Regions from separate parts of the Homo sapiens genome. Here region 1 is linked to region 2. A link is an interaction called in ENCODE POLR2A ChIA-PET data of the cell type or tissue named here. Cell type or tissue: Panc1. All regions are shown on one strand. Links, peaks and the distances in the headings refer to the core of each region. The heading gives the core; the rest is flanking DNA. Region 1 holds the start of LOC124903264 (small nucleolar RNA U13). Region 2 holds the start of LOC107984573 (a long non-coding RNA gene).

The links. Peaks named below come from ENCODE experiments on the same cell type or tissue, not always from the same donor. Only the 100,000 strongest peaks of a DNase experiment are listed, where the experiment ranks them.
Region 1: POLR2A ChIA-PET joins it to region 2 with 6 read pairs; 2 of 35 experiments call an interaction of 5 or more read pairs at or near these places.

What each region holds. Positions count from the first base shown.
Region 1 is chr13:97,049,133-97,065,020 of GRCh38, forward strand. LOC124903264 (small nucleolar RNA U13) reads left to right here and starts at 8,247; the gene lies at 8,247-8,348. It overlaps LOC124903196 (a long non-coding RNA gene), which reads right to left. Exons shown (of 2, transcript XR_007063842.1): 2 at 14,703-15,498. In Panc1, for the core only: no CTCF peak of the experiment used is centred there; no DNase peak of the experiment used is centred there.
Region 2 is chr13:97,227,233-97,243,120 of GRCh38, forward strand. All of the region lies in intron 1 of MBNL2 (muscleblind like splicing regulator 2), which reads left to right. It overlaps LOC107984573 (a long non-coding RNA gene), which reads right to left and starts at 12,318. Exons shown (of 2, transcript XR_001749968.1): 1 at 12,236-12,318; 2 at 8,179-8,632. LOC101927385 (a long non-coding RNA gene) reads right to left here. Exons shown (of 4, transcript XR_001749966.2): 4 at 15,622-15,673. RefSeq lists an enhancer at 1-619. In Panc1, for the core only: no CTCF peak of the experiment used is centred there; no DNase peak of the experiment used is centred there; H3K4me3 peaks cover 686 bases; H3K27ac peaks cover 2,500 bases.

The sequences.
Region 1 (15,888 bases), core at 6,473-8,972, 180 kb before region 2:
CTATTTAATGGGTTTTGTTATTTTTGTTGTTGTTGAGCTGTTTGAGTTTCTTCTTTTTTTTAAATTATACTTTAAGTTCTAGGGTACATGTGCACAACGTGCAGGTTTGTTACATATGTATACATGTGCCATGTTGGTGTGCTGCACCCATTAACTCGTCATTTACATTAGGTATATCTCCTAATGCTATCCGTCCCCCCTCCCCCCACCCCACAACAGTCCCCGGTGTGTGATGTTCCCCTTCCTGTGTCCAAGCGTTCTCATTGTTCAATTCCCACCTATGAGTGAGAACATGCGATGTTTGGTTTTTTGTCCTGGCAATAGTTTGCTGAGAATGATGGTTTCCAGCTTCATCCATGTCCCTACAAAGGACATGAACTCATCATTTTTTATGGCTGCATAGTGTTCCATGGTATATATGTGCCACATTTTCTTAATCCAGTCTATCATTGTTGGACATTTGGGTTGGTTCCAGGTCTTTGCTATCGTGAATAGTGCCGCAATAAACATATGTGTGCATGTGTCTTTATAGCAGCATGATTTATAATCCTTTGGGTATATACCCAGTAATGGGATGGCTGGGTCAAATGGTATTTCTAGTTCTAGATCCCTGAGGAATCGCCACACTGTCTTCCACAATGGTTGAACCAGTTTACAGTCCCACCAACAGTGTAAAATGTTCCTATTTCTCCACATCCTCTCCAGCATCTGTTGTTTCCTGACTTTCTAATGATTGCCATTCTAACTGGTGTGAGATGGTATCTCATTGTGGTTTTGATTTGCATTTTTCTGATGGCCAGTGATGATGAGCATTTTTTCATGTGTGTGTTGGCTGCATAAATGTCTTCTTTTGAGAAGTGTCTGTTCATATCCTTTGCCCACTTTTTGATGGGGTTGTCTGTTTTTTTCTCTTGTAAATTTGTTTGAGTTCTTTGTAGATTCTGGATATTAGCCCTTTGTCAGATGAGTAGATTGCAAAAATTTTATCCCTTTCTATAGGTTGCCTGTTCACTCTGACCATAGTTTCTTTTGCTGTGCAGAAGCTCTTCAGTTTAATGAGATCCCATTTGTCAATTTTGGCTTTTGTTGCCATTGCTTTTGGTGTTTTAGTCATGAAGTCCTTGCCCATGCCTATGTCCTGAATGGTATTGCCTAGGTTTTCTTCTAGGGTTTTTATGGTTTTAAGTTTAACATTTAAGTCTTTAATCCATCTTGAATTAATTTTTGTATAAGGTGTAAGGAAGGGATCCAGTTTCGGCTTTCTACATATGGCTAGCCAGTTTTCCCAGCACCATTTGTTAAATAGGGAATCCTTTCCCCATTTCTTGTTTTTGTCAGGTTTGTCAAAGATCAGATAGTTGTAGATGTGTGGTATTATTTCTGAGGGTTCTGTTCTGTTCCATTGGTCTATATCTCTGTTTTGGTACCAGTACCATGCTGTTTTGATTACTGTAGCCTTGTAGTATAGTTTGAAGTCAGGTAGCATGATGCCTCCAGCTTTGTTCTTTTGGCTTAGGATTGACTTGGCAATGAGGGCTCTTTTTTGGTTCCATATGAACTTTAAAGTAGTTTTTTCCAATTCTGTGAAGAAAGTCATTGGTAGTTTGATGGGGATGGCATTGAATCTATAAATTACCTAGGGCAGTATGGCCATTTTCGTGATATTGATTCTTCCTATCCATGAGCATGGAATGTTCTTCCATTTGTTTGCATCCTCTTTTATTTTGTTGAGCAGTGGTTTGTAGTTCTCCTTGAAGAGGTCCTTCACATCCATTGTAAGTTGGATTCCTAGGTATTTTATTCTCTTTGAAGCAATTGTGAATGGGAGTTCACTCATGATTTGGCTCTCTGTTTGTCTATTATTGGTGTACAAGAATGCTTGTGGTTTTTGCACATTGATTTTGTATCCTAAGACTTTGCTGAAGTTGCCTATCAGCTTAAGGAGATTTTGGGCTGAGACGATGGGGTTTTCTAGATATGCAATCATGTCATCTGCAAACAGGGACAATTTGACTTCCTCTTTTCCTAATTGAATACCCTTTATTTCCTTCTCCTGCCTGATTGCCCTGGCCAGAACTTCCAACACTATGTTGAATAGGAGTGGTGAAAGAGGGCATCCCTGTCTTGTGCCAGTTTTCAAAGGGAATGCTTCCAGTTTTTGCCCATTCAGTATGATATTCACTGTGGGTTTGTCATAAATAACTTATTATTTTGAGATACGTCCCATCAATACCTAATTTATTGAGAGTTTTTAGTGTGAAGGGCTGTTGAATTTTGTCAAAGGCCTTTTCTGCATCTATTGAGATAATCATGTGGTTTTTGTCATTGGTTCTGTTTATAAGCGGGATTACATTTATTGATTTGCATATGTTGAACCAGCCTTGCATCCCAGGGATGAAGCCCACTTGATCATGCTGGATTTGGTTTGCTAGTATTTTATTGAGGATTTTTGCATCGATGTTCATCAGGGATATTGGTCTAAAATTCTCTTTTTGTTGTGTCTCTGCCAGGCTTTGGTATCAGGATGATGCTGGCCTCATAAAATGAGTTAGGGAGGATTCCCTCTTTTTCTATTGATTGGAATAGTCTCAGAAGGAATGGTACCAGCTCCTCCTTGTACCTCTGGTAGAATTCGGCTGTGAATCCATCTGGTCCTGGACTTTTTTTGGTTGGTAAGCTATTAATTATTGCCTCAATTTCAGAGCCTGTTATTGGTGTATTCAGGGATTCATCTTCTTCCTGATTTAATCTTGGGAGAGTGTATGTGTTTATCCATTTCTTCTAGATTTTCTAGTATGTTTGCATAGAGGTGTTTATAGTATTCTCTGATGGTAGTTTGTATTCCTGTGGGATCAGTGGTGATATCCCCTTTATCATTTTTTATTGCATCTATTTGATTCTTCTCTCTTCTTTATTATTCTTGCTAGCGGTCTATCAATTTTGTTGATCTCTTCAAAAAACCAACTCCTGGATTCATTGATTTTTTGAAGGGTTTTTCGTGTCTCTATCTCCTTCAGTTCTGCTCTGATCTTAGTTATTTTTTGCCTTCTGCTGGCTTTTGAATGTGTTTGCTCTTGCTTCTCTAGTTATTTTAATTGTGATGTTAGGGTGTCAATTTTAGATCTTTCCTGCTTTCTCTTGTGGTCATTTAGTGCTATAAATTTCCCTCTACGCACTGCTTTAAATGTGTCCCAGAGATTCTGGTATGTTGTGTCTTTGTTCTCGTTGGTTTCAAAGAACATCTTTATTTCTGCCTTCATTTCATTATGTACCCAGTAGTCATTCAGGAGCAGGTTGTTCAGTTTCCATGTGGTTGAGCGGTTTTGAGTGAGTTTCTTAATCCTGAGTTCTAGTTTGATTGCACTGTGGTCTGAGAGACAGTTTGTTATCGTTTCTGTTGTTTTACATTTGCTGAGAAGTGCTTTACTTCCAACTGGTCAATTTTGGAATAAGTGCGGTGTGGTGCTGAGAAGAATGTATATTCTGTTGATTTGGGGTGGAGAGTTCTGTAGATGTCTATTAGGTCCACTTGGTGCACAGCTGAGTTCAATTCCTGGATATCCTTGTTAACTTTCTGTCTCATTGATCTGTCTAATGTTGACAGTGGGGTGTTAAAGTCTCCCATTATTATTGTGTGGGAGTCTAAGTCTCTTTGTAGGTCTCTAAGGACTTGCTTTATGAATTTGGGTACTCCTGTATTGGGTGCATATATGTTTAAGATAGTTAGCTCTTCTTGTTGAATTGATCCCTTTACCATTATGTAATGGCCTTCTTTGTCTCTTTTGATTTTTGTTAAAGTCTGTTTTATCAGAGACTAGGATTGCAACCCCTGCCTTTTTTTGTTTTCCATCTGCTTGGTAGATCTTCCTCCATCCCTTTATTTTAAGCCTATGTATGTCTCTTCACATGAGATGGGTTTCCTGAATACAGCACACTGATGGGTCATGACTATCCAATTTGCCAGTCTGTGTCTTTTAATTGGAGCATTTAGCCCATTTACATTTAAGGTTAATATTGTTATGTGTGAATTTGATCCTGTCATTATGATGTTAGCTGGTTATTTTGCTCATTAGTTGATGCAGTTTCTTCCTAACATCGATGGTCTTTACAATTTGGCATGTTTTTGCAGTGGCTGGTACCGGTTGTTCCTTTCCATGTTTAGTGCTTCCTTCAGGAGCTCTTTTAGGGCAGGCCTGGTGGTGACAAAATCTCTCAGCGTTTGCTTGTCTGTAAAGTATTTTATTTGTCCTTCACTTATGAAGCTTAGTTTGTCTGGATATGAAATTCTGGGTTGAAAATTCTTTTCTTTAAGAATGTTGAATATTGGCCCCAACTCTCTTCTGGCTTGTAGAGTTTCTGCTGAGAGATCAGCTGTTACTCTGATGGGCTTCCCCTTGTGGGTAACCCAACTTTTCTCTCTGGCTGCCCTTAATATTTTTTCCTTCATTTCAGCTTTGGTGAATCTGACAATTATGTGTCTTGGAGTTGCTCTTCTTGAGGAGTATCTTTGTGGCGTTCTCTGTATTTCCTGAATTTGAATGTTGGCCTGCCTTGCTAGATTGGGGAAGTTCTCCTGGATAATATCCTGCAGTGTTTTCCAACTTGGTTCCACTCCCCGTCACTTTCAGGTACACCAATCAGACGTAGATTTGGTCTTTTCACATAGTCCCATATTTCTTGGAGGCTTTGTACATTTCTTTTTATTCTTTTTTCTCTAAACTTCTCTTCTCGCTTCATTTCATTCATTTGATCTTCCATCACTGATACCCTTTCTTCCAGTTGATCGAATCGGCTACTGAAGCTTGTGCATTCATCACGTAGTTCTCGTGCCATGGTTTTCAGCTCCTTCAGGTCCTTTAAGGACTTCTCTGCATTGGTTATTCTAGTTAGCCATTCATCTAATATTTTTTCAAGGTTTTTAACTTCTTTGCATTGGGTTCAAACTTCCTCCTTTAGCTCGGAGAAGTTTGATCGTCTGAAGCCTTCTTCTCTCAACTCGCCAAAGTCATTCTCCATCCAGCTTTGTTCTGTTGCTGGTGAGGAGCTGCATTCCTTTGGAGGAGGAGAGGCGCTCTGATTTTTAGAATTTTCAGTTTTTCTGCCCTGTTTTTCCGCATCTTTGTGGTTTTATCTACCTTTGGTCTTTGATGATGGTGATGTACAGATGGGGTTTTGGTGTGGATGTCCTTTCTGTTTGTTAGTTTTCCTTCTAACAGTCAGGACCCTCTGCTGCAGGTCTGTTGGAGTTTGCTGGAGGTCCACTGCAGACCTTGTTTTCCTGGGTATCAGCAGTGGAGGCTGCAGAACAGCGAATATTGGTGAACAGCAACTGTTGCTGCCTGATCGTTCCTCTGGAAGTTTCGTCTCAGAGGGGTACCCAGCCGTGTGAGGTGTCAGTCTGTGCCTACTGGGGGGTGCCTCCCAGTTAGGCTACTCAGGGGTCAGGGACCCACTTGAGGAGGCAGTCTGTCCATTCTCAGATCTCAAGCTCCATGCTGGGAGAACCACTACTGTCTTCCAAGCTGTCAGACAGGGACATTTAAATCTGCAGAGGTTTCTACTGCCTTTTGTTTGGCTATGCTCTGCCCCCAGAGGTGGAGTCTACAGAGGCAGGCAGGCCTCCTTGAGCTGCGGTGGGCTCCACCCAGTTCAAGCTTCCCAGTGGCTTTGTTTACCTACTCAAGCCTCAGCAATGGCAGGCGCCCCTCCCCCAGCCTCGCTCCCATGTTGCAGTTCGATCTCAGACTGCTGTGCTAGCAATGAGCAAAGCTCCATGGGCGTAGGACCCTCCAAGCCAGGCATGGGATATAATCTCCTGGTGTGCCGTTTGCTCAGTTGGAAATGCAGAAATCACCTGTCTTCTGCGTTGCTCATGCTGCCCCCCTTTAGTTTCTTTTAGGTTCTGGATATTAGTCCTTTGTCAGAGGTATAATTTGCAAGTATTTTTCCCCATTCTTTGGGCTGTCTGTTCACTGTGTTATTTCTTTTGCTGTGCAGAAGCTTTTTATTTGAGTTAAATTTGTCCATTTTTGTTTTTGTTGCATTTGCCTTTGTGCTGTTAGTCATGAATTCTTTGCATAGACCATTGGCTAGAATTGTTTTTCCTAGGTTTCCATCTACAATTTTTATAATTTTAGGTCTTACATTTAATTCTTTAATGAATCTTGAATTAATTTTTGTATACAGTGAGAGATAAGTGTACAGTTTTATTCTTCTACATATGGCTATCCAAATTTTAAACCCAAATAAAAAGTCCAAGAAATCACATAGATTGATAGAATTGGAATAACATAAATTTTCTTTGTCATTATAATCATTGTACTGTCATTGTTTATTTCTAACTTGCAGCTTAAACACAGAATGTGTGGTGCCATTGAGGTTGGTGACACAAACAGCTCCTGAAGCAAACTCAAACTTTTCCAAACCAGTACAGCATTACTCTTGAAAAGAATCCCATGGGGCGAGTGGATCACATAAGGCCAGGAGTTCAAGACCAGTGTGGGCAACATGGCAAAACCCCGTCTTTACTAAAAATACAAAAATTAGCCCAGCGTGGTGGTGCGTGCCTGTAATCCCAGCTACTCAGGAGGCTGAGGCAGAAGAATCTCTTGAACCCAGGAGGCAGAGGTTTCAGTGAGCTGAGATTGTGCCATTGCACTTCAGCCTGGGCAACAAGAGTGAAACTGTCTCAAAAAATAAATAAATAATAAATAAAAGAATCCCATGTAGCTAATTATGCAGATGTTGAGGGCTGACTGTATAACTGAGAGATCTTTGAAATTAACTTCATTTAAAGCACAGCATTTATTAAAGAATAGGTAATGAAATTGTGGTTACCAGGGGCTGGGGAAATGGGAAAATGTTGGTCAAAGTGTATGAAGTTTTAGTGGGACTATAGGAATGAGTTCTGGAGATCTGTTATGTAGCATGGCAACTATAATTAGTAATAATGTATAGTATACTTGAAAATTGCTAAGAGAGTAGATTTTAAATATTTTCATCACAAAAATAATAAGTATGTGAGGTGATGGATATGTTCATTAGCTTGATTCAAACATTCTGTATTTGATACATATATCAAACCATCACATTGTCCACCACAAGCGTACACACTTTGTCATCTGTAAATTCACATAAACAAATAAATACAATTTTTGAAATCTTGTTTAAAAATGTAAACCTGGAAGGAACTGATTTTTTTCCACAAGGGAGGATTTTATCACTGACATTGTTTGAAACTAGACTCATGGTGATAACATAAAGCAGACTAATGCTTGGCTGTCTTTACTGTTGTTTCCAAAACTGTCCACAGGCAATACACTCCTTATGACCTATACTCTGGATGGATTTCTTCCACTGCCTTACCCTTGTTATGCCATCTTAGCAGTCCATGACAGTAGCCTCTCTTGAAGAAGGCTGGTGATAGTTAAGACACCACAATTTGAACCCAAGCAGTCCAATTTAGTTTCTGCCCATCCCTGGGACCCCTTTAGTACCCCTGGGCCTCCATTTTCCTCAGTCTAGTAGAGGTTATTCAGGGTGTCAGAGACAGGGGAGGAGAACATCTCCATGGCTTCCATGCAAAAGTATGCTAGGCTCTTGATGTCCACACAACTCTCTTGTGACCCCAACCCCCACACCCACACCCACACCCACATGGCTGGATTTGAAAGGGTGTGGCCACCTGAAAAGATTTTACTTATCATTGTTGCATCTATCTTCAAAGCGATTGATATGTCTGTTTTTTGGTAGTTAATTGTCTTGGTTTGGTATCAATGATATATTGCAGAACAAGTTGGAAATTTTCTAGCTCTCTGTTCTTTCAAACAAAGTAAATACAGCTCCTTGAAGTTGTTATAGATTTCACCAATAAAATTCTGTGGACTGGAACCTTTGGGTGGGGTAATATTTGACTTAATTTTTTTAATTAAATAAAATTAAATTTAGCTTCTGTAAAAATTACATATGACACTTACAAATAATTTAATTAATACAGAAAAGACAAAGATGAGAAAGATGAAAGTAAAATACTCAAATCCCATCACACGTGAATAATCATTAACATTCATACTTTTGTAAAAACCAAATAATGTATTTTTCAATAAAAGGATTAAATGTAACTTATCCAAATTTAATAGAAGAAAAATAAACTGAAGTAAAACCAGTGAGATCACTTCATCCTCACATAAATGTTTCTTCACTCCATGAGATATTTCCCAACAAAAGATTCTTCTATAGTCTTCCAGATTCTTTTGTGGTTCAGAGCATGATAATTGGGTTTTCATGCTATGTGTGAGATGAACCTCCCTCAAACCTTGTTAAGACGTCAGCACATTACCAATCTGACATGAAGATACCAGGGAAGATACCAAATAAAACACTCAGTGTAGAATCATTACATCTCATTAAAAACACAATATGATTTTAGGTAGTGTCAAGTGCTTACCTGCAGGGCTAGATGAATGCACTAGCAATTTCATTCTTCTTCCTGTTTCAAGTATTTGTATTCTGTAACAATAATTCCCAAAGTTGTTTAGAATTTGTTTTATATATAAATCAGTTCAAGGCTCTCCACCAGTGCAGAGCCTTCATTTCTAAGCTCTTTATTTAATTTCATCTCTAGGTTTTTTGTCATCAAGGAATTTGCTGAAGAGGGCTCACACTGTATTTCATGGGAAAGCCTGAAAGTTTCCTAAATCTTTGAAAGCAGGGCTGACTTTGTTAGTGTGCAGCCCATGCAGCAACACAGAATCTTGCGCTGAGACAAGAAGTACCCCATGCTTGGGCTAATTCATGTTCTGCTGTCATCATTTTGAAATTCTTAATATATTTTGTATCTAGGGGTACCTTGTTTTCATTTTGCTTTGGGCCCCACTATGTAGCTGGTTTTGATGGAAAGACATTTGTTCTGACACGGTAGCTCTCAGTCACTCTCTCCTTCAGAACATAGTAGCAAATGCCTTCTAATAATTGACATCACCATAGAGAAGTTGGAGGTCTGCCTAATGGCTTTCCCTATTTAGGCTATTTGATATTGAAGCCTGGATGCCTGAAGAAATCCTTTTTTACCTTTGAAGCGCAACCACTAAACCAGAATATTTCTCTGTGTTAAGCCTCCTACATTGCAGAGTTTGGGGACCACAGTGTGCCCCTGCTTCAATCTGCAGATTTGTTTCAGGGAATTATTCTTGTGTAATATATTTAGGTATTTTTTTCCGACAGTTGAGAGGCCGACCCACACCTCCGTATGTTCTTGATTAAGCTGCTCTCCCCTTAGACCTCAAACTTCTATCCACAACAGCCAAGGGGAGGCTCAAACCCTCTCCCTCCAGGAGCAAGGAGAGAAGTCTCTTGAAAAAGCAAAATGAAACCCTGACCCCAAATCCCTCTCCAACTAATTTATGGTAAAATTCCTTGAAAAAGCTGTCTATTATTACTGATCCCAGCTTTGGAGCGGTGGTGGCTTCCTGCTGCTGCTAATCTCTTGGCTCAACAAAACCCATCTGTCATTGCAACTCTTCTCTCACACGTGGAACCAATTTCTTGCGCTCTATCCCCCCAACCCTGTGTTAAATAATTAAAGTGGTTTTCCTTTCTTTGGGTGACTCCTGACTGATGGACATGTAGGAGACTATTTTAGTAACAGCCATTAGATTGTGTTTATTATTCTTATTGTTTAAATACTGTATATCTTTTCTGATTTTTTTTTTTTTGTCTGCCTGGTCTATCAGTTGCTCGAGAGCTGAAGTTTCCCATCGTATTGACAGTTTTGCCAACTTTTCCTTATAGATCTATAATTTAAAAAATATTTTACTATGGTTCATTAGTATATGCTATTCAAGGAATATAAGATTAAAATAGTTACATGTTTCAAGTTGGAGCTCAGATCAATTTCTGCTCAAAGAATTGCATGAGCCTTTCCAGGCTTCAGTGGCCCGAAGGCTCCAGTGGGGAAAAGTGTGGTTTTAGTCTGCACATTTCTTTTCTGTGTGTAATATTTTTCTTTCTCTGGTTTCTACACCCTTCTGATCCAGTCTTCTTTTTCTTCCAAACATTGCTCAAAGTTTCTGGTTCTCTACATTGCTCAAAGTTTCTGGTTCTCTACTTTTGCACTTTTCCCCAGAAAGGTGATGGATGTAGTCTTTCTCATTGTGTGTGTGTGTGTGTGTGTGTGTGTGTGTGTATTTGACACACACTTACAGATATTTCCATTTCAGTGGAATGAATAAAGCAACTTTATAGGCTTTTCCTTTCTGGGACTGTTTTTGTGGTATTGAAATCATCAGTTTAAAAGCATTTACTGCTAAAATAATCAGGGCTTAACTTTGGAGAAGTAATTATTCGATAATGGTTTTAATTTTTTAATAGTTATTATTTCTATTGAGAGAAATAGAAGATTTCTATTCTTTCTCTCAAGTCATTTTGATAATATATCTATTCTATAAAAGTGAACTTTTATCAAGACTTTCAAATCTGCTAGCGTTATTTTATTCTAATTCTGATTTAATTTTTAAAATGTAAAACTCCTTAGTTTAATTTCTTTATGTATTCTTCTGCATAACTAAGGAGAGTCAGTGGCTTATTAACTTCATTGCCACTTTTATTCTTTTATAAATAAATAATTTTAAACTAAATTTTATAAAATATATTTTAAAATACAAGATGCATAAAGAAAAACTAACACCCCTCCCTCATTCTACCCTGTATTTCCCTGAGATCATCCTAACAGATTAGTGTTACTGCATTTCTCTCGTCTTCTGCAAGCCTGTGTGAACACAAGCACACACACACAGGTTTTTGTTGTTTGCTGTTTGCTTTTTGTACACTATACACATTATCCTTTAACTTCCAGTTTTCAATCTTGTGGTATATTGGGCACCCCTTCAAGTTAGGATGCGTAAATTTCCTTTACTCTTTTTAATAGCTGCATAGTATTCTATTGTGTGGACATATCCTAAAACATTCAATCTCTCTACTATTGAGGGTCATTAGAATTTCCATTTTTGAAATTGGTGGAAATTATGTTAAGTGAAATAAACCAGGAACAGAAAGTTAAACACCACATGTTCTCACTCATATGTGGAAGCTAAAAAAAGTTGATCCCATAGAAATAAAAAGTGGAGCAGAGGATATGAGAGGCTGAGACTGATAGGAGGAAGGGAGGGACAGGGAGAGATTTGTTAAAGGATACAAAATTACAGCCAAATGGGAGGAATAGTTCTAGTGTTGTATAGCACTGCAGGACAACAATTTTAACAATAATATTATATTAGTAGTTACAAATAGCTAGGAGGAGGATATTGAATGTTCCTAAAACAAAAAAATGATAAATTTTTGAGATGATGGATATGTTAATTACTCTGGTCTCATTATTATCTATTACAGGCATCAAAACATCACTATGTACCTCACAAACATAAACAATTATTATTTGTCAATTAAAAAATAAAATTTAAAAAAGAATGTTTACTTTTGAATACTACAAGCAATTCTGCAATAGAGTTTTTTTTATGTGATTTTAAATCTATATTATAGATTCTCTCTAGAACATTCGTAGGAGTTCGCATTTTTCACATTAATATTTATTACCAGATTATTTTAGTAGCAATTTAAACTTTCTCCAGCAGTGTAAAATAATGACCATTTCCTCATATCTCCTTCAGCAGTGAATAGTATCAGTAATTTTTAATTGGTACTAATCTTCTAAATGGAAAGGTTATCTAAGTATTTTAATATGCAGTTATGGGGACACTAATGATATTGATCTTTTACAATATATTAGTACGATCCGTCACATTTCCTTCTTTATCAATGCCCTGGTCACATCCATTCATTCCTTGGATTGTTTATATATTGTAGGCACTCTACGTTTGGCAGATTAACCCACCGTGTGGGTCATTTATTCATCTGATTTACAGCCATTGAGTGCCTACTACTTATCAGGCACTTTTGAAGGTAGGGAGTGCAGTGGTAAACAAAGCACAGTATATGTTCTCATGAAGCCTACATTCTACTGGGAGAGGCAAGGAACAAGTAATCTAAAGTCATATAATTTCAGGTAATGTCAAGCAGTGTGGGGAAACATCATGATAGATGGAAAATGACAGGGGTGAAGGGTTTCAAATATGGTTTGGGTAAACCTTAAAACACTTGAAAAAGTTTCCAAATGACATGAAGAAAAAGTCATGGTAAAACCTGAGGACGGTGTATTCCAGGCAAAGGAAGTACACATGCTAAGAGACAAGCTTGACTTCTTTGGAGGACAGCAAGAAAGTCCATGTAGCTGGAATGCAGTGTTGAAAGTGAGCTTGCAGAGGAAAAGGCTGGGAGCTTGAGGAAAGCCAGGTCATTTAGGGACTTAGAGGCATGGGGAAGAGATTACGTTTTATTTTAAGTGAGATGGTATTATACTGGAGGCTTACAACTAGAGGGAAACCATGGTCTGATTTATGTTTTCTTTTGTTTTATCATATTGGTCATTTATGGAGAATAAAATGGAGGAAGTCAAGAGTGTGATGGGGAATGTAGTTACAAGGCCATTGTAGTAATCTAGGAGCAAGATTATCGCAGTTCAATGATGAGAACAGCGTAACGAACAAGGACAAATGGGTGTCTAGGGAATGTATTTTTTTTTTTTTTAGACAGAGTCTCGCTCTGTTGCCTAGGCTGGAGTGCAGTGGAGTGATCTGAGTTCACTACAAGCTCTGCCTCCCAGGTTCATGCCATTCTCCTGCCTCAGCCTCCCGAGTAGCTGGGACTACAGGCACCTGCCACCATGCCTGGCTAATTTTTTGTATTTTTAGTAGAGATGGAGTTTCACTGTGTTAGCCAGGATGGTCTCTCAATCTCCTGACCTTGTGATCCGCCAGCCTCGGCCTCCCAAAGTGCTAGGATTACAGGCTTGAGCCACAGCGCCCGGCCCTAGGGAATGTATTTTGAAAATAATGCAAAGCAGCTTTTTCAGTGGCTAGATGTAGAATGTGAGGTTTCAGCAGGAAGTAAGGGTGATTCTCAGGTTTTTGGCTTAAACAAAAGCTTGGTGCTATTAATATTTACCTATCTTAGTTCATTTGTGTTGCTATCAAAGAATACATGAGGCTGGGTAATTTATAAAGAAAAGAGGTTTATTTGGCTCGTGGTTCTGCAGGCTGTATAAGCACGGCCCCAGCATCTGCTTCTGGTGAGGCCTCAGGAGGCTTCTACTCATGGTGGAAAAGGAAGGGGAGCCTGCATGCAGGGATTGCATGGTGAGAGACAGGCAGAGGAGGTGCCAGGCCTTTTTCAACAACCAACAACCAGTTCCAATGGGAACTAAGAGCAAGAGCTCACTCATTATCACAAGGACAGCACAAGCTATTATGAAGGATCTGCCCCCAAGACCCAAATGCCTTCACTGGGCCCCTCCTCCAACACCAGAGATCAATTTCAACATGAGACTTGGTGGAGCCAAATAAACCATAGCAAACCATAACATTAGCAAAACAAGTATTGCCAGAGTGGGGATGGGGAATCATTTTGAGAATGAAAATCAAAGGTCCTTGATTGGACATGTTGAGATAGAGATGCCTATTAAACAACCACAGGAAGGTGCTGGTTGGTGTTGGAAAGGTAAGTTTGGCTGTCAGGGAAGCAGTTCAGGTGATGTTAAATTGTGAATCTTCAGAGTGTAAGTGACCTTTGGTGGCATGGGATCCCATGGAATCACCAAGGGGGCATCTGGAAATATAAAAAGAGCTAAGAAATGAACTCTAGGGTACTCCAAAATTTAGAGGGAGAAGAGAGGAGTAAATTGGGCTGGAAAGCAGCAATCAGTGAGTGAGGTAGAAAAGAAAGCATGAGAGTGTAGCATTGTAGATAAAATTCAAATACTTGGAGATATTTCAAGGATGATGGTGCAGTCAACTCTGTTAAATCCGATATCTGTTTAAAATATATTTTCTGGTCCACTGTTCATCTTCTGACTCTCTTTAGGATTTAATTCATAATAAGATTTTTTAATATTCAAAATTTTTTTTACTTTATGGTTTTTGAGTTTCCTAATCTGTGTAAGAAGTTCTTCTCCAGCCAAGGATATATAAATACATACTTTCTTCAAATATTTTTACTGATTTTATTTTTACATGAAAATATTACATCATCATGGATATTTTTGTAGATCGTGTGAAATCGGGGTCTGGTTTCATTTCTTTTAGATGGAGAGCAAATTATGCTAGCACCAGCATTACAGTGTCTTTTCCTCAAGAAATTGAAATATGTCCTTTGTCATCTGTCAAATTTATACATTTTTCTGGATCTATTTCTGGATACTCTATTCCACTAAATGGTTTGCCCTGTTTATGATGACTCTAGGGTAACAATTATTATTAGCCCATCTTGGGTCAGGTGTCCATTCCTGGTCTAATCAACTCTGGCCAGGAAAAGTGGCATGATATGGCTTCACATCTCTCAGCTGTAGACACAAATGATCTGAGAAAAATGTGAGCAGAGCAGACAGATTGATCAGCATTTTCACATACTCCAGCAAAAATTTTCCTCTCATAAGTATGAAAGAGTGTAAGGACCGCCATATTTATAAAGTCTCTCTAAGTATCATTACAGATACAATATTTCCATTCATTTAATCATACAATTCTAGTCTCTGGTAACAATCAGTGAAAAACAGAAAATACTCATATATGTCAAACAATCCTTTAGTTTTTGTACCCTTTCAATCCTCTTTGGATTCTGAAATTTATTTTCAACCCACAGATAATAAATAGTACATAAGATTTTGTGGTTTTACAGATAATAAATAGTACATAAGATTTTGTGGTTTTAAACAGAAGTACCTTTTGAGATTACATTTCTATTAATTCCTTTTGTGTTGCTCTGTAGCTGATTCGTATTACCCCTGGAAAGCTAGTTTCGTGCCCTGGAGGAAATTCACCGTCACCACTACCAGTAAACCACAGGCAATTCTCTACCTTTCTTTAAGTGGGATGGAAAGAAATAATAAAATCATGCAAGATAAACTTACAGTTCAAAATCTAAATGGCGCTAAAACTAGCATGAAGTCACATGCATAATTGAGCCGTAGTGTTGTTAAAATCATCACATATCCACATAAATTCAGGGTAGCACAGAAATAGGACATAGTCAATCTTCATTATACACAGATTCCATATTTGCTAATTTACCTACTTGCTAAAATGTATTCGTGACCCCAAAATCAATACTTGCAGCTCTTTTCCAGTCATCTGTAGACATGCCCATAGGGGCAAAAATCCGAGTCTCTGGCTGCTCATGTGCCAGATGAGGTGGAAACCAGGCAACCCTACCTTCTAGCTTCAGCTCTCAGACAGCCAACAGGTGTCCTTGCACAGCCTGTGCAGTGCCTTTTTTTTTTTTTTTCATTTTTGTGCTTGCTGTTGGTGCTTTCACTCCTCAAAGTGGCCCTCAGAGCATATTGTGGAAGTGCCGTCCAGTGTTTCTGAGTACAGGAAGGCTGTGATATGCCTTCTGGAGAAAATACATGTGTTAGATAGGACATGAGTTATAGGGCTGTTGGGTATAAGTTTAATGTTAATGAATTAATATATAGTAAATGGATGCCTTTAAACAAAAATGCAGATAAAATAAACTTACGTATTGATCAATGAATGAAAATGTTACCCAAGGCTCACAGGAACTTAACCCTGTGTTCTTCCTAGGAGCAATGATTCAATATTTGCTAAATCAGTGTTTACAGCAACTTTCTAAAACATAGCTAATGTGAATAACAAGAATCAACTGTATTTCAGACAGGTGCACTTTTTGAGAACAAATGCTTGACGCTCAAACCATTTTTAGCAGTGTTCACACAAAATAGATAGAGTAAGATCCGGCTAGTTACTTTCTTTTAAAATCCCA
Region 2 (15,888 bases), core at 8,518-11,017:
TTATAGAACTCTTTTCAGGCATGGGTCTTGGCAGACAGATGGGCAGGTCCAAGGTTTATGGGCATTGACTGCAAGCTGGTTGCTGTAGAAGAGCTCCAGGGTGGTACATGACCTCAGAGGAAAAAGGGAGGAGTCAAGAACACTGAAAATGCTGCGGCCGTTTGCAATCCACAATAGCAAGGAAACAAGATATTTACAAATGAGATAAGGATGGTTAAGCACTCAAATGTCTTCAGAAGGAGAATTAACATATGTGTAGTTTCTTACACTTTACAAAGGGCGTTCACAGGCATTATCTTAATTAGCAGTTCAAATAGAAAGTTAAAAAGTGGGAGTCTAAACTTAGGGCACTCTGGCAAGGATGTGCTGGGTAAAGCTGCTGGAGGAGATGCATTATAAACTGGATTTTTAAAACTTGGAGTTATTGATTTTTTTCCAGCAGCTAATTGACTTGAATTTTGAAGGACAGGAAAAACTTAGAACTGTCCCTGGGGGTGCACATGCTTGTCCCCAAATGCCTTCATGGGCAGCGTGTGCATTTAGACTAGACTTTGGGACCATTGGTAGCCTAGATGCCAAGGAAGAGCAAGAAGACAGGTTGATTTGCTTTGCTTTTTCAGCTCTGACTGCTAGGCATTCAAGCACAAAACCTGTGCTGGCTCTGCACCCCAAATGGTCACACAGAAGTAAGGTGCTTCTAGAACAGAAAATCCATGCGTAATTATGAATGGTCTGCAGATCTGGGAAAAACCAAAGTCTACAAGGAGACCAAAATTCAAAGCATTCAATTTTCCCATGAGAGCATCTCATTGAGTTCTCCTAAGCCTGTTACAGGGAGTTGGGGGGGAAATGAATATTTCAAGGGCATGTGTTAGAAACTGGCTGTTTTACATACATATCTCATATAATTTGAACCTAAGAAGAGCAGGAGAGCCCCACAAAGTTAATACTATCCCCAGCTGGCCAGTAGAAGAGAAGCTCTGAAAAGCTCTGACAGCCATGATCCCACAGCTAATACTTGGCTGAGCAAGTATTTAAACTCAGGCCCATAAGACCCCCAAGCTGTATAGGTAGGTGACATTATGTTTTTCAGCTGAACGAATGAAATTGAGGACATAAAAATAATTCATTTGCAGAAAAAAAAGCTCAAGGTGGAGGTAGGAGATTAATTATTTTAAAACTCTCAGATGTACTTTATATAGTTTACATTATAATATGCAAATACTGAGTGTACTAGTGATAGTAACATATATATATCTTACATGTATATATAATTTCAGTTTTTATATTTATTATCTTTTTTTTTTTTTTTTTGAGACAGAGTCGCACTCTGTTGCCCAAGCTGGAGTGCGGTGGCACTATCTCAGCTCACTGCCAACCTCTGCCTCCCAGGTTCAAGCGATTCTCCTGCCTCAGCCTCCCAAGTAGCTGGGATCACAGGCGTGTGTCACCACACCTGGCTAATTTTTGTATTTTTAGTAGAGACAGGGTTTCACCATATTGGCCAGGGTAGTCTCGAACTCCTGACCTCAGGTAATCCACCCGCCTCAGCCTCCCAGAGTGCTGGGATTACAGGTGTGAGCCACTGTTCCTGGCCTATTATCTCTTTTAATGGTCACATTTTGCCCTCTGTTTTACAGATTCAATGAAAACTCAAATTGAGTAAGGTTAAGCAATGTGCTAAAAGTCTCATTGGCCACAAAAGTAGAAATAGTAGTCCTCAAACCTCTGGGAATCCACACGTGATATTTAATGAGATAAATGAAATTAAACTTCAGTCTGACTTGGAGTTTTCTTTTAATGGATGTTGCGTAATTGAGTAGAGCCCAACCCAAGCAATTTTGAGAAGACAGTAATATTTTTAATTAAGATATTGAATTATTCTAAAAATCTATAAATTTCTGGCATCCTAGATGCAAGCTTCAATTAATCAAACTTAAAGTATTGATGCAATATATATTGTCTAAATGATTTACTACATATAATTTTCAGTGTTCTCAGAGTTCAGGAAAGTGGAGCTCAGTTTGGGTGGGAGTAAGAGATAAGGCTTCCCACAGGAAGAGCTGCCTCCTCTGGGTCTGAATGGATGTATTTGGTCTGGATCCATGTCTCTAATGTGGTATGTCCACACCCCGGGCCAAGGGCAAGATTATTCACTTGGCAAGGAAATAGGTGAACTTCCATCTTATATATTATTTAGCTCATCCTTTAAAAATGTCAGTTTTCATGGATGTTTGATAATGTGTGTAACATATTAGCAGGGTTATGCAAGAATAATATTTATAAAGTAACCATCCTTAGTGGTTGTTTCTGATCTAAAAAAAAACATTCTGATAAGAATGTATGATCAAAAATGTTTGGAGAGGCCAGTGGTCAAAATCTCAGGAAGGAGGAATAGCATGATGTGGTATAGTGGCCAGGAAGGAACCTTGACCTTGGAGATGGAGATGAAGTGTTAGGGTGCAGTGGGGAATAAAGTTAGATGGAGGGGGTGGAGTCAGGATATGAATGAGCTGAAGGGCCCTGTGGAAGAGTTTAATTTCATTACCTATAACATCACATCTAATGCTTTATAAAGATTCAATTGGGACTTGTAAGATAGGGTTAGAGGTCAGAACATTTGTAACTAGTGATGTCACCGGCTAGAAAACTTTCACAATATTCCAGGTACAAAGTGGAAAAGGGTTGCATTAGCATGACAAATGAAGGAGAAAGGGCAAATCCAAAAGGCATCTTGAAGGAAAAATAATAGAACGCAGTGAGAGCTTAGAAGAGTGAAACTGGGCCAGGCACAGTGGCTCACGCCTGTAATCCCAGCACTTTGGTAGGCCAAGGTGGGTGGATCACCTGAGGTTGGGAGTTTGAGAGCAGCCTGACCAACATGGTGAAACCCCATCTGTACTAAAAATAGAAAAATTAGCCGGATGTGGTGGCACATGCCTGTGATCCCAGCTACTCGGGAGGCTGAGTCAAGGTAATCCCTTGAACCCAGGAGGCAGAGGTTGCGGTGAGCTGAGGTCACGCCATTGCAGAAATTCTAGGAGGAGTGATATCAATGGTACCCTGACAGAAATGGGAGTGGTCTGAAAAAGGGACCAATAAATGGGAATAGGGTTGAAGGAGGGTGGGCGATGATGAGTTTTTAGACTTGAGAATGGTGTTTTTAGCTAATGATGAAACATCTAAGTGGAGATGTCTCATAAACATTTGACAATGTGGGAATGAAGAACAGCCTGGACAACAGGCTACAAATACAAGCTCAGACACACCTGTGTTGAAGCCGTAGTTGAAGCCATTGGTGCTCACACCTCGTGAAAGAAGGCAGCGTGAACAGAGATAGGCAATGACAAAGGATGAATCTTGGGGAACATGGCAAGGGCCCAAAAGAGAATAAGAGCTAGCAAAGAATCAGAAAAATAAATACCCACAAAGGAGCAAAATTGTTTTTAAAAAATGAACAACCAATACTATTAAGCACCATAGCCTAATCTCCAGGATTCCATAAGAAAACAGTGTAGTCTCCTGGGTTGAACTACTCTCCTGCACATAGCTTTTCCTCTCTGGCAAGGGTTTCTGGCTGTGGTCCTTTTGGGGCAAATATTGGTTCAGAATCTTGTTTAGAGCCACAGAATATTAGATAGTTAAGGGAACCTTTGTAGCTGTATCTCTCGTATATACAGTTGACTTTTTAAAAGTCGATCTTCACTAATAAGCAGAGAGAGTATTTAAAAACCAATAATTATCAATACTTCTGCATCCATCTCTCAAAATGTATATATTTTGGGGATGTTACTGGTTAGAACAGTAATTCCAGAGTGATTGGAGATATCACTTGACACTTGTCATCCTGTTCTCAAAGACCCTGGGGATTCATTTATTTCTGATTCTAGCAGTTCTCAATTGAACCCAGCCATAAGGACTTCTCTGAAGAAAATAGCCTTTCATGATGAGAAAGTACTTGAAGTATGCAAATAGATTGATGCCGTCACACCAGACACCTACCATAAGTAACCAGACAGCACTTCTCAAACTCTCATGTGCCTGCGAATCACCTGGGGATCTCATTAAAAATGTAGACTCTGATTCAGTAGGGCTGGGCTGAGGTCAAGATTCTACATTTGTAACAGGCTCCAGGTGATAAAGCTGATGTTCATCCAGGAGGCTCCAGAATACAATAGCTGCTTTGGAAGTGTCACTGCCACAATGTGAGTGGCAGCAGATCACTGGGTCTGGGATGGCTCCTTGGAGGATCTTCTGGCAGTCTGGAGACTGGGACCTACCTCCTCCACACAGCAGGTCTTTCCAGGCTGTTCAGCCTCAGAGTGAAGCTGAGGTTGAACTGATATATCCCACCAGCCTTGCACCAATGTGGCTGGGGCTGAAGGCATGAAGCCAGGGACTTCAGCAGCTGCAAGCAGTTCTGTGACTACACACAGCCTGTCTCTGGCTATCTCCCCATTCCCGAGACGTCTATCTTCTCAGTGGACACAGACTCTCACAAGTTCCCCAAGAGATTTGGTTACTGCCTCCAGGGAAGGCTGTTGTGTTTATCTGTCTGCTCCAGAGTTGTTTTTTTTTTTATTATCCTAAGGAATATATGCATTATAAACCGGCCTTAGATTCCTTTTCTTCTGGATGGTGGTCAGAACTGGAGCCCAGAAGTCTGATGTGCCTACTTGCATCCTCACATCCTTGGTGAATTAGGTCCAGGAGCTCTGACACATTCATTCCCTAAGATGTAGATAGCGCCATTCTCTCCTCCTCATCTCCAAAGAATGTGAAGGATAGAGAGGAAGGGTTATATGCCATTAACATCGCATTTATTTAAAAAATGCTAGTTTTAAAGTCTTGTAATAGAAACGAAGACATTATGAGAAGAGACAGCTGTCTAACGAAGTAGCTTAAGTGAAATGCCCAGGCCTGATTGTTGAGTCTCATACCTTGTTATAGGTCATCCATCTCGTGCCCCTGTCTGTCCTCCCTCCTTTCAGATGCCTTGTTTTCCTGTGTGTCCCACATGTGGCCCCCTCTTTCCTAGAACCAGGAGTCAAGCTAAACTGATTTAGAGGAAGTGTTCCCTACCCAGATGCTCATTTAGTCCACACACAGATGGCCGGTATTTTTATGCATTTTTAATTTACCAATAACCTTTTAGGAATGAAACAGAACTAACATTTATTGAATTTATTGAGCACTTACTATATGGAAAGTCCTCCTCTGCTGATAGCTTCCTGTATATCAACTCAGTTAAACCTTTTCATGAAGAAAATGAAGCTTAGAGAGACCAAGTTACTTGCCAAGGTTACAGAATAAGGGGTAAAACTCAAGATGGTAGGATGGAAACATGCAACCCTTGTCCACCAGTTCTTACTTGGGGATTGCAGCAAAAAGGGTTTGCTTTAGAAAAACTTCCCCGACAGTTGTAAGTACTGTTAGTGGAGCTCACTAAATAGTTAAATAGACATAAGCAATTACTGGCATACTGTGCAGGCATGAGTTCAGTTTTAGCCAGAAGTCCCTCCTCACAAAGGGACTTGGTATATTGCCAAGGATAGCTAGGGCATCATCTCCACTATTTGCTGTGATTATTTGTCGGCCTTTTTCTTACTCTTGACGCTATGTGTGTGTGTGTGTGTGTGTGTGTGTGTGTGTGTGTGTGCGCACGTACACTGAATGAACTTAAACAACTTGATGGATCTCAACATTTAGACACCTTAAATAGATACCATAGGTAAAAGCTCGTTATCAACTGTAAGACCTATTCCAAAGTGAAATGTTTGTGCTGTTGTGATTTTGTTGCTCTCTATGAGAATTCTTAGAGATCCCTTTTTTCTTTGACTTCCCTTCCTGTGCAGTGCCGTTTTCTTTGATGCTCTCGCTTCAGGCTCTTTTTCATATATATATATATATATATATATATATATATATATATATATATATATATCTTTTTATTATACTTTAAGTTCTAGGGTACATGTGCACAACATGCAGGTTTGTTACATATGTATACATGCGCCATGTTGGTGTGCTGCACCTATTAACTCGTCATTTACATTAGGTATATCTCCTAATGCTATCCCTCCCCCCTCCCCCCACCCCACAACAGGCCCCGCTGTGTGATGTTCCCCTTCCTGTGTCCAAGTGTTGAGCAGGCTCTCTTTTTCTAGTGCTCTGCCTGCTCCTGCGCTAGCCCATGGTCTCTTTTCTAATGTCCTGTTCTCTCTTCGAAGTCTGTACCTGGCACCCCTACTAAATGGCACACACAGACACCTCATATTTCTGGGGTTCTAGTCACACCTGAGTCTTAGCTGGTGGAAGGAACTATTTATTTTCCCCTTTAGGAAACCAATCATTTGAAGCCTCAAGTATCAGCCTCCTGGCAGCCACCACAAAGACCATCCCCTCAGGAAACAAAACAAGCTCTATCTCTAGAGTTTCCCTGTTTTTTTTTTTTTCTTTAAAGTTCCCTGGTGCAAGTAGGCTGCAATTAAGAGTCAGGATCAAAGGGACTGGCTGCCTCTGGGGCTGCTGGGACCAGCAGAGAGCTTTGGTCCTTTTAACTACTTACTTCCCACAATGCGTGCTACTCTAGCTGCTTCTTTGTTCTCCTGGGTACTCAAGTACCAGAATGGTGGTTTGCTGTGGGAAGACACATTAGAGTCAATGGAAGAACTTTTTCACATTACACAGGATTCTGACGGCCCCACCACACCACTCCTTGGAGATCTACCCAACTGACAAAAAATACAAATATAAGGTAGAAATTAGAAGGAAATCCCAAGTGGGAAGGCATCTGAGGGATTATTAGCACAATTCCTGTCTACCCTCTTCCCCAGCCCTGACAAGCTGTTTCCAGCTATTGTGTATCTTTCTTTATTGACCGGACAATCATGACCCTATGGCGCATACAAGCCATAACATTTTGTTAGAAAATTCTTCCTCATGCTGAAATGAAATGGGACTCTGTAACCTGCACTCTTCATCCTTGTTCAGGCCTTTGGAGTAACCCTAAGCAAATCAAGTGTCTCTTTAGGAGGCGAGCCCCTTCACGTACTTGAAGATGTCAGAATTCCTCTGACAGGACCAGTATGGCACCTCCCTAATTCATGATAGAATACCTTTATATATGCAACCCAAGACACTGAGCTTCTCTGGCAGTGTTGACCCATTGTAGACTCAAATTGAACCTTGAACCAGCTGTGATAAGAGAAAGAGGTGGGGCTCTTTAACTTCTCTCAGCTTGGTTCAGGCCTGAGCACAGTGCGGGGGCGGGGGGTAGTGAATAGATGAAGGTAAAGTGTGGCGGGACAGATGATCTTCCACAACTGCATGATGGGATGCTTTAAAATTGTTTTCAGTCCCAACCACAGGTAACAGCCCCCTCCAGAAATCCCTGGCAATGTGCGGGACACTGGCTTGCAAAATTACCCACAAGGACAATAGACTGATGGATCGAGATTTAAATAAACATACATGCAGAGATAGATTGAGGTATTTCTTCACATCAACCATTTGAATAACACACTCGGGCAGTGTTTAGAGATAAGGTACACGTTTTTGGTTTTCTTCCGTCATCGTCTATGTGTTTTGGTTCAACGAGCATTTTCGCAGTAGCGCTCAGTCCTCCCGAGTTTCTCTGCGGCTCTCAGCAGCTTAGAGACACACTTCGCCATCAGTAGGTGCCAAGGTCACTGGAGGAACTAATTAATCCCAGCTCCAGTCAACAGCAGGCTGCACTAACCTGCCCTCCTTCCTCGTAGAAGGAGAAACCAGGAAGGATTTTCTCCCTCAGTTCCGCCCAGGCCTTCTTAGGGACACGCAGAGCAAACAAAGGAAGGGTGAGGAGGGGTGTTGAACCATTTCTCTATGAGGTGACCACATTTTCATGTAGAGAAGGCCCAGAGCTTGATCTGAAGCTTTCAGACTTGAGTTGATATTTAACGTAGAGATCCCCAGGCCCCTACTCTATCACAAACTCTGTCTTTTTTTTTCCTCTGTACTAGTATTAGTTTTATTAATGCCCTATAAACCCAGCAAGCATGATTTGCCAGGCCAAAAATTTGCATTTTTAACAAAAATTGCCAGCTTTCTAGCTGACCACTCAAGAGCATGAGTTTTCCCCACTCGGTGAAATTTATGTTGTATAACGCAGACCTCATTCAATAATTGATCAGAAAATGTAACTGAGAGGAGTGATTATTTTTGGAAACATTGACGACCAATAACCCAAGATACAAAGTTAGAAAACATTGCCATTTAAAACCTTGTAGATACCGGAATTCTTGTGAGTCCCCTTATCCAGGTACATGTTAGGTCTTGAGTTAATTGCTCTGTGGCTGTGGATTTTTATTTGATGTTCTGATCTCTTCCTTCCAGTTTGATAAATTAGTGTAGAAAGTGGAAGAAAAACATGCCGGCGCAGCCTGTGCGCTTTGTCAGGTTAACAGAATGGAGTCCTGCTCTGGCATCAGTCAGTGCTGTTGTCCGAACCCTCTGTGGCTCCTTCCTCCCTCCCTGGGGCCCAGAGCTGCAGACGCTAGAGGGGCATCGGCCTGGGAGTGAGGTTCCCGCTACAGTTTGGAGAACCCAGCAAATCCTGGAGTTAGGTTTCTGACGCTCCCCATCTTGCTCCCTAGTTACAAACAGAAAAAAAAAAAAATCAAAACCATATGTTCAATACACTGTCAGCCTTCTAGTGAACATGTTACCGTTAAATAATAACCGTCAGCCTATCCGCAAATTTGACGGTGATGGGCGTTGGAGCTGACCTGCCCTGGCGGAGGCTGGGGAGGGTGGAGAAGGGCGATTGTGTTTGCTTCCTTGCTCAAAATGGCATGTCGCTGGAAGCCTTCCAGCTCCTAATGGTGGAGGCATAGCAAGGACTGCATTTACCGACTTATTTCCCTCTTTTTTTTCACGTATTCTTTCTTCCCCTCACATTTTCAGGACTGAAAATTAGAAACACTTTTCTCCTACACACAAAATTACTCCCTCACACACACTTTATTTTCCCCCTGCTTTGAAGTGACAGTTGCTGCAAGAAAAGGTTTCTCTCAGAAGAGCACAGGCTGTCCTGGCCAGAACGAAGGGGTTAATTTAAAATACAGCCAGCTAGGTAGTCCTAGGGGCATGCTTTCCCTTGGGGTTGGGGGTGGTATCTGAAAGGTTGGAGGGGGTGCTCCTGGGGCTCTGCTAATATTTTATTTCTTCATCTGGGTGTGAGATGTACAGATGTGTTCACTTTGTGAAAATCCAGTGGGCTGGATACAGGATATGTGGTCTTTTTTTTTTTTTTGTCTTTAATAAAGTTTTAAAAATGTAGCTGGCTACCTTGTACTTTGTATTATAAGATAAAGTTCGTGGGAAGGTAGTCCTATATTTTTATTCTTTTCCCACTTGGACCTCCGCTTTTTATTCATTTCTCTCTTCTGGAACCTTCTGGGCTTCCAGCAGTGGTCTCTGTTCCCGCCTATAATCAGAACCATGAAGGGTCATGACAGCCAGCTTATCATTCTACCCTGGACCAGACGGAAGTTAATGCTCCAAATTAGAAACTTGAAAGGAAATGATCAGTGCTAACTAATAATGATGCTGACAGTAATAATAACAGTTACTTTGTCATTATATACAAAACATCTCCTTGTTTCTCCCTATTTTTATTTTATTCAAATGCATGAAAGCTTTGCTTAAGAGACTTTTTTTTTTCTATTTGGCAATCAAGACAAATGGAAGGAAGGAAGAGTGTGGGGACAGCAGATGACAAAGCCCTTTGCCCTTTTCTGGCGGTGTAGCCCTAGATTAGCCTGTTAGTCTGTTTAAGTCAAGGGATTGCAGATCTCAAAAAATAAATAAGGATGGCTAAGGATGGCAGGAATGCAGTTTGTGGGTCATCAACACAGATTTGAATCCCGGGGTCCCGTAGGAAGCACGAGTTACCAAATTCATTGGACCTCTGGTTTCTTGTGCCCACCTCTCAGGATTTTTGTGAAGATTTGGTAAAACAATGGACCAGAATTGCCTTATGCATGGTGAGGGACCCTTTGTCAGTGGGAAGGAGCTGATGGCATTGTTAATTTAAGGACCTGCTCTGCCAGGGCAAATGTGTTCTCCTTAATGAAGCTTTCATTGGCTATAGAAAAGTTTGCAGGAAAAAGAAATGTATGAAAGATAGTGGATGAGGAGAAAATTATTTCTTAAGTCTTTCCCATTTCCTTTCCCCTCATGGAATTTATACTCTACCGTTACAGGTAAGATGTGTAAATAAATCACCATGGTGAAGGTATTATGCCACAAGGGAGGTATAAGATGCCTGTGAGATTAGTGCCATCCAAGTAAGGCAGTCAGGGAAGGCTTCCTGGAGGAGAAAACATCTGACATGGCCTTGAAGGATAGATAAAATCACATTGTGTGCACCTGAAAAGCACCCATGCAGGTTTTTCTGGAGCATGAAGTGCAGTCTAGGGTGTACTTGGCATGGACTAAATTGTGAATGACTTTGAATGCCACCCTATGTATTTCAAACTTTATTCAGAATGCAGCAGAGAGCCACCAAATATTTTTAAGCAGGTAAATGAGGGGTCAGACAATGCTTTAGAGAGATAATTCCGTGAGCAGAGTTTAGACCTGAGAATTGCAGACGCTCAGGCAGGTCATGAAGGCATGGGCTGGGATAGCAGCAATGAGAATGAGGTGCTGTGCTGAGGCCAGGAGCAACTTACGAAGAGCATGGGCAGGATTGACTGGGGCCAAGGGAAAGGGAGGGAGTCAAAGCCGACCTGGACACGATCAGCTTAGAAAACAGAAAAACCAGTGATGCCAATGGCATAAACACACAGGAGGATGGGGGAAGACAATAAAATTGGCTCTGATCATTAAGAGTTTGAAGTCGGAATGTCCTCTGAGAAGTATGGGTCTAGGCTTCTGTAGCGTGTGGAGCCCAATGTATATTTGGAATTCATCCACAGAAGACTGATGTTTGAAATCATAGAGGAATTGAGATAGCAAAGAAAACAAGTGCAATCTAGAAAATGGTAGACGACACAGGCTTGGGTAGATGACACAGGCTTGGGAAAGCCTTACATTGAAGGGAATTTCCTAGGCACACTTCCACTGGCACAAAAATCCAAAGTGAAGAGCATTTCATCCAAGGTGAGGGCACCTTGGAACAGGTGTATGGGCCTCATAACCTCTCTCATTGCCTTTGGATCTGTGACAAAGGATCATGCTATTCACTGTGTCATAGATTAAGGCTTCCTGAAACCAGGTGAGAATGGGAAATGGTGGCAGATCCTAAAGAAAGTTCAATAAAGATGAAGACCGGGCCCAGTCCTATGAGGTGCAGAAGCCAAGACAACGCCTCTGACCTTTGGGAAAGTCCCTTTTTGGAAGAGTGCTGCGTGGGCTGCTGAACTGCAAGGCACCAGGGAAGTGGAAAGTGAAAACGATTAGGTAGGGAGTGGGAGACAGGTAGCACAGCCAAAGGGGAGATGGCGGTGAGCAGAGAAGAGGCAGGGATAAAGTAAGCAAGTTTAGGTTGGAGGGCAAGGTGTGCTGGGCTGCCTGGTGGCACCTGGGGCAACTTTTGGCTCATTGGAGGCTGCCTGCTGGGGATTCATGAGCTGAGGCCACTGGGAAAAAATGGTTTTTGAAAATTGATAGGCTTAAGTATGATTCTGCTCTACCAGGAAAGGTGAAAAACATTAGATAAATGTGAAGGAAGGTGGTGAGGTGAGGTCTAAAGGCGTCTCCAAGGAGGCTTCCAGAGGCCTTTGCCTTGAAATGAATTCTGCTCTACTCAAAATAACCGTTTCGGAGAGGGCTCAAGATGCTACATCCAGCCTCACTGCTAATCAAACACGATCTCTGTATTACCACAGGCATAACTGCAATACAGAGACTGCTGCTTCTTTCTAAAGTGCTATACAAATATTTTTTGTACTACTGTTTATTATTTTCTTTAGCTTTTCCCTTCATACTACAGGGTATCAGCAAAGGCTAATTCATGTGCCTAGATAACTCTTCTCCTAAATAACAACCTGCCAATATAGATACCTCATATGGAATATTTTTAATGTCTCCTTATAGTAATCTCCATGCATTTTAAACTTGAGCCAATGTCTGATAAGTAGTAGATGCTCAATAAATAATGTTTGTGGAATACTTGTGAATGGCTGAAGTGTTTTAGTATTGAGGCAGGCATTTCTCTAGATAATTATTAGCTATGAGTCATACTCACAGAAATCCATAGTCCATCATCTATACAAATATACCCAGAAGTTTATATGGTGATGAAAAATGAATGCATTTTCCCCCTGGGAACATATGCATCTCTATGAAGTTGTGCTTTAGTGCTAAAGAGAGGCCAGCTATGCTCCAATCCCTTCAACCAGGGATCTTTTTTCATTTAAACTTCAAAGAAGTTTGGCTGATGAAGGCTGTGGACAGAGAGAAACTAAGTGTGAGATACGTGAACTGTGAGTTCTCTGGAGCGTCCTAACTCTTAAAATAAGTTTTAGCTGCTTGAGTGCTGTAGGATAGATACTTCTGGTTATGTGTGGCTGCACAAAATGTACAGCACGTCTGACAAAATGGATTGACCTATTTCTTTGCCCTTGAGGGCCACTCGAAAACTTAATAAAAGACAAGCACATCTACAGACAAACCCAGAATAAGATTTGTAGCCACTGGTACAAGGTTGTATTTCTGGACTATATTCACCTCTCCACCCAACTCCAACCCCAGGAGAAGAAGTTGTATTTTCTTTCCATACCCATTTCAAAAGCTCTCCCAAGTTACTCTGAAGGTTGATTTTGTTAGATACACATACTCTTGGGAAGCTTGTTAGAAGGACAGATTCCAGGGCCCCACCCCAGACTTCTGAATCCTAGGCCCCACCTCCCATGATTCTGACTCGGGGAGTCTGAGGTGGGGCCTAGGAACCCACATTTATTGCTAGACTACACAGTGATGTTGACACAAATTATTCACAGACCTCCTGGCACAGGGGTTAGGAGAACATTCAAATCCTGCACCCAAATCCTGGCTCTGCCACAGACTAGCTGCACAACTTCAGGCAGATTTTGACATCGATTTGAATCTCAGTTTTCTTATCTTTAAAATGGGAGTAATAATTCCCACTTCTTTGGGCGATGCTTGGGATTAAATGAGATCACCTCATGTAACTTAATTACATGAGAAAGTACTTTCTACACTGCACAAAATATACATTAATAAATAAGATATAGTTATCTGGGGTGGACATAAAGCTATTAGAGAATAACCACCAATGAATGCTATAGACCCTCTAAGCAATTCTAGAAAGAGCAGGGGCTTTGACATGACTATTTCTGCAAATTCTTAAAGGCTTGATATCCCTCACAAAGATCCCATTGTTCTTTTAGCAAAATGCAAGAAGGCTTTTTATTCTACAAAAGACTTTTGGGAATGTTTACATTTGAAGGAGATGGTAAAACACTGGAGCATGTTACCCAGACTAAAGGAATCATAGTATTTCTAGGATGATTGAAATGTAGCTGCTTTTGAAAACAGGAGGGCTGGGCTACATTTGGAAAGTTTCATGTAGTGCATGTGTGAAAATGAAGCACTTGAACGAGCTCCGTGATAGGCCATGCCTTGAGCTGTTTTGGCACAGATAAAATTGCTTCTGTCCTCACTCGGGCTGTTTTTAGGTTGTTCAAGCAGATGGTAACTGGCTCACACAGGGGCCAAACTCCTGAGCTTAAAACTTTTGGAAATGAATGACTGACTGACTGAATGAATGAATGAATTTCCTCTGGGTCCAGGAAACACTCCCATTATATCTGCCGTTCCATTCTAGCCCTCTGGTCCCTCAGGAAAGGTTAGCCTCTTTGTTGCTCAGAGCATGAATATGTAAGGATTGGTTCAAGGTGTTTCCTGGAACTGAAGTCCCCTTCCTTCCTGGATGTGCTGACCCAGTTGCCTGTGTTGGAAGACTCAATATCACATGTCCTTTTTTTTCCCCACTGAGAACCCATTAGCAGCAGAGATACTTTCACAAGTTAGGTGTTTGCTGGAGCTCTGGGTCATAAGATTTGGGTCACACACAACCAAGAGGAAAGAAGTGTGGTACAGAGTCCATTTGATCAGCACACAGGGAGAAATAAGAACAGAAACGTGAAAAAAATTCAAAACAGAGGAGGGAGTGCAAAGAAAAATGTATGCTACTCTGAAATCTAAGTCTCCGTTTCAGCTTTCAGTTGAGAAAGGTTTTCAATATTTTCCAAATCAAAGTATATCTACAGATCTTCAAATCCATTGTGAATCATTTTCAAAAGGCTTAGTCCTTTCATTCAGAGCACTGATTAAAATCCAACTGTGTGCCTAGTATCCTGATGCTAGGTAATGAAGTGAAACAATCATGATTGGTAGCAATGGAATTGAGCAGTTAAGACACACATATGCATAAACATTGCACACACGCACGTGTGCAACACAGGCATGCACCCCAAAAGCCATTGGAGAACCCTGAGACCAACCCTATTTCACTTGGGCCCTGGATACTTGCTGCTTCATTTAAGGTGGGAAGGAGGGAGGGGCCATCAGAGTTAGGCGAGTTGGGTCTGACTCCAATTGGAGTGGGCCTTGTGTTGAGCTTAGAAGGATGCCTGGTTTGAGATAACTGTGCAGGAGAGTGGCATACATCCCATATCAAAGGAAACCACTCAAACAAAAGCCAATAGGAGGAAATGAGCTCTTATTGTGTGCACACATGGGGTTCCTCCGAGAGGAAATTGCCTGATTGAGGACACTTCCGATGCCTTCTGAAGCAACAAGGAAAGGCTAGGCCCATGTTCCCACAACTCGGAGAAGGTGTCTCCCTCAACCCTGGGCTAGCTGCAGTGAAATGGGTAGGATTTTGACGACACCACTGCCCACCCCCAACACACTCCTAGACCTCCAGAAACTTCAATTACAAAATGTGTCTTTGGAACCCAAAAGGCAATGTTCTTCTTTGTGCTTTAGGGTGTTTAGATCTAGGAAAGAGGAGGGAGCGGGCACGTGGCTCAAATATGTTGCTCTCTTCATAGCCAAGGCTCCCGCATTTCTTGGGCTGCATTAGGCAACTGAGACACAGCCTGTGCCTTGCAGGGTCACCTTGTTACCAGGATCCTGTTGACTCCCTGGTGCAGGTCAGGCCAACTGAGATGATGTCCCTGGATCTGCTCAGAGGGGTTTTACATTCAGTCCCCTCAGCTAGACAGTAGAGGCATCAACAATCCTGTTACCTGCCGTCTTCTACCCAAAATATAATCCTGACCCTGAACTTGTGATTTTGCAGGGCACAGAGTGGTGTCTGAGACTTGTCCTCGGCCCCATGTGGAACACAGAAACATCCCCAGTCCCCGAGAAATGTAGGGTCTAGAAGAGGAGCATACATTGCAGTTGACATAGCAGAATGAGGACTTCCTGGGTCCCGGGAGCCCCCCGGGGTTGGGGATGAGGGTACCTAAGAAACATTAAAAGAGCTTGGAATAAGCAGGACTTACTTGTTCCTTTTTTTTTTTTTCCCCCCTCCTGTACGTTGCTTGATTGACAGTTTGAGAACAGTTAAGCTTGGATCTGTGGGGATGCTACTATAACTGGCATGTATTATGGAGTCGTTGTCCAATGACATCATCCTCTGAAATTGGTGCTGGTGGAAGGAAAATGAAAGCCGACTGAGCAGGGCTCCGCACGCGGCAGTCCCTCCCCTCCACTGAGCGCATGCGCTCCTGTGCAGGCGTCTCCTTCTTGCCCTCTATCAGCCTGAAGCCCCAAAGCTTGGGCATGAGCTCAGAGTGTCACCAACCCAGCCAACCCCTCCCATATATCCCCCACTGCCCAAGTGACTATCTGCAGCGGTGGCCA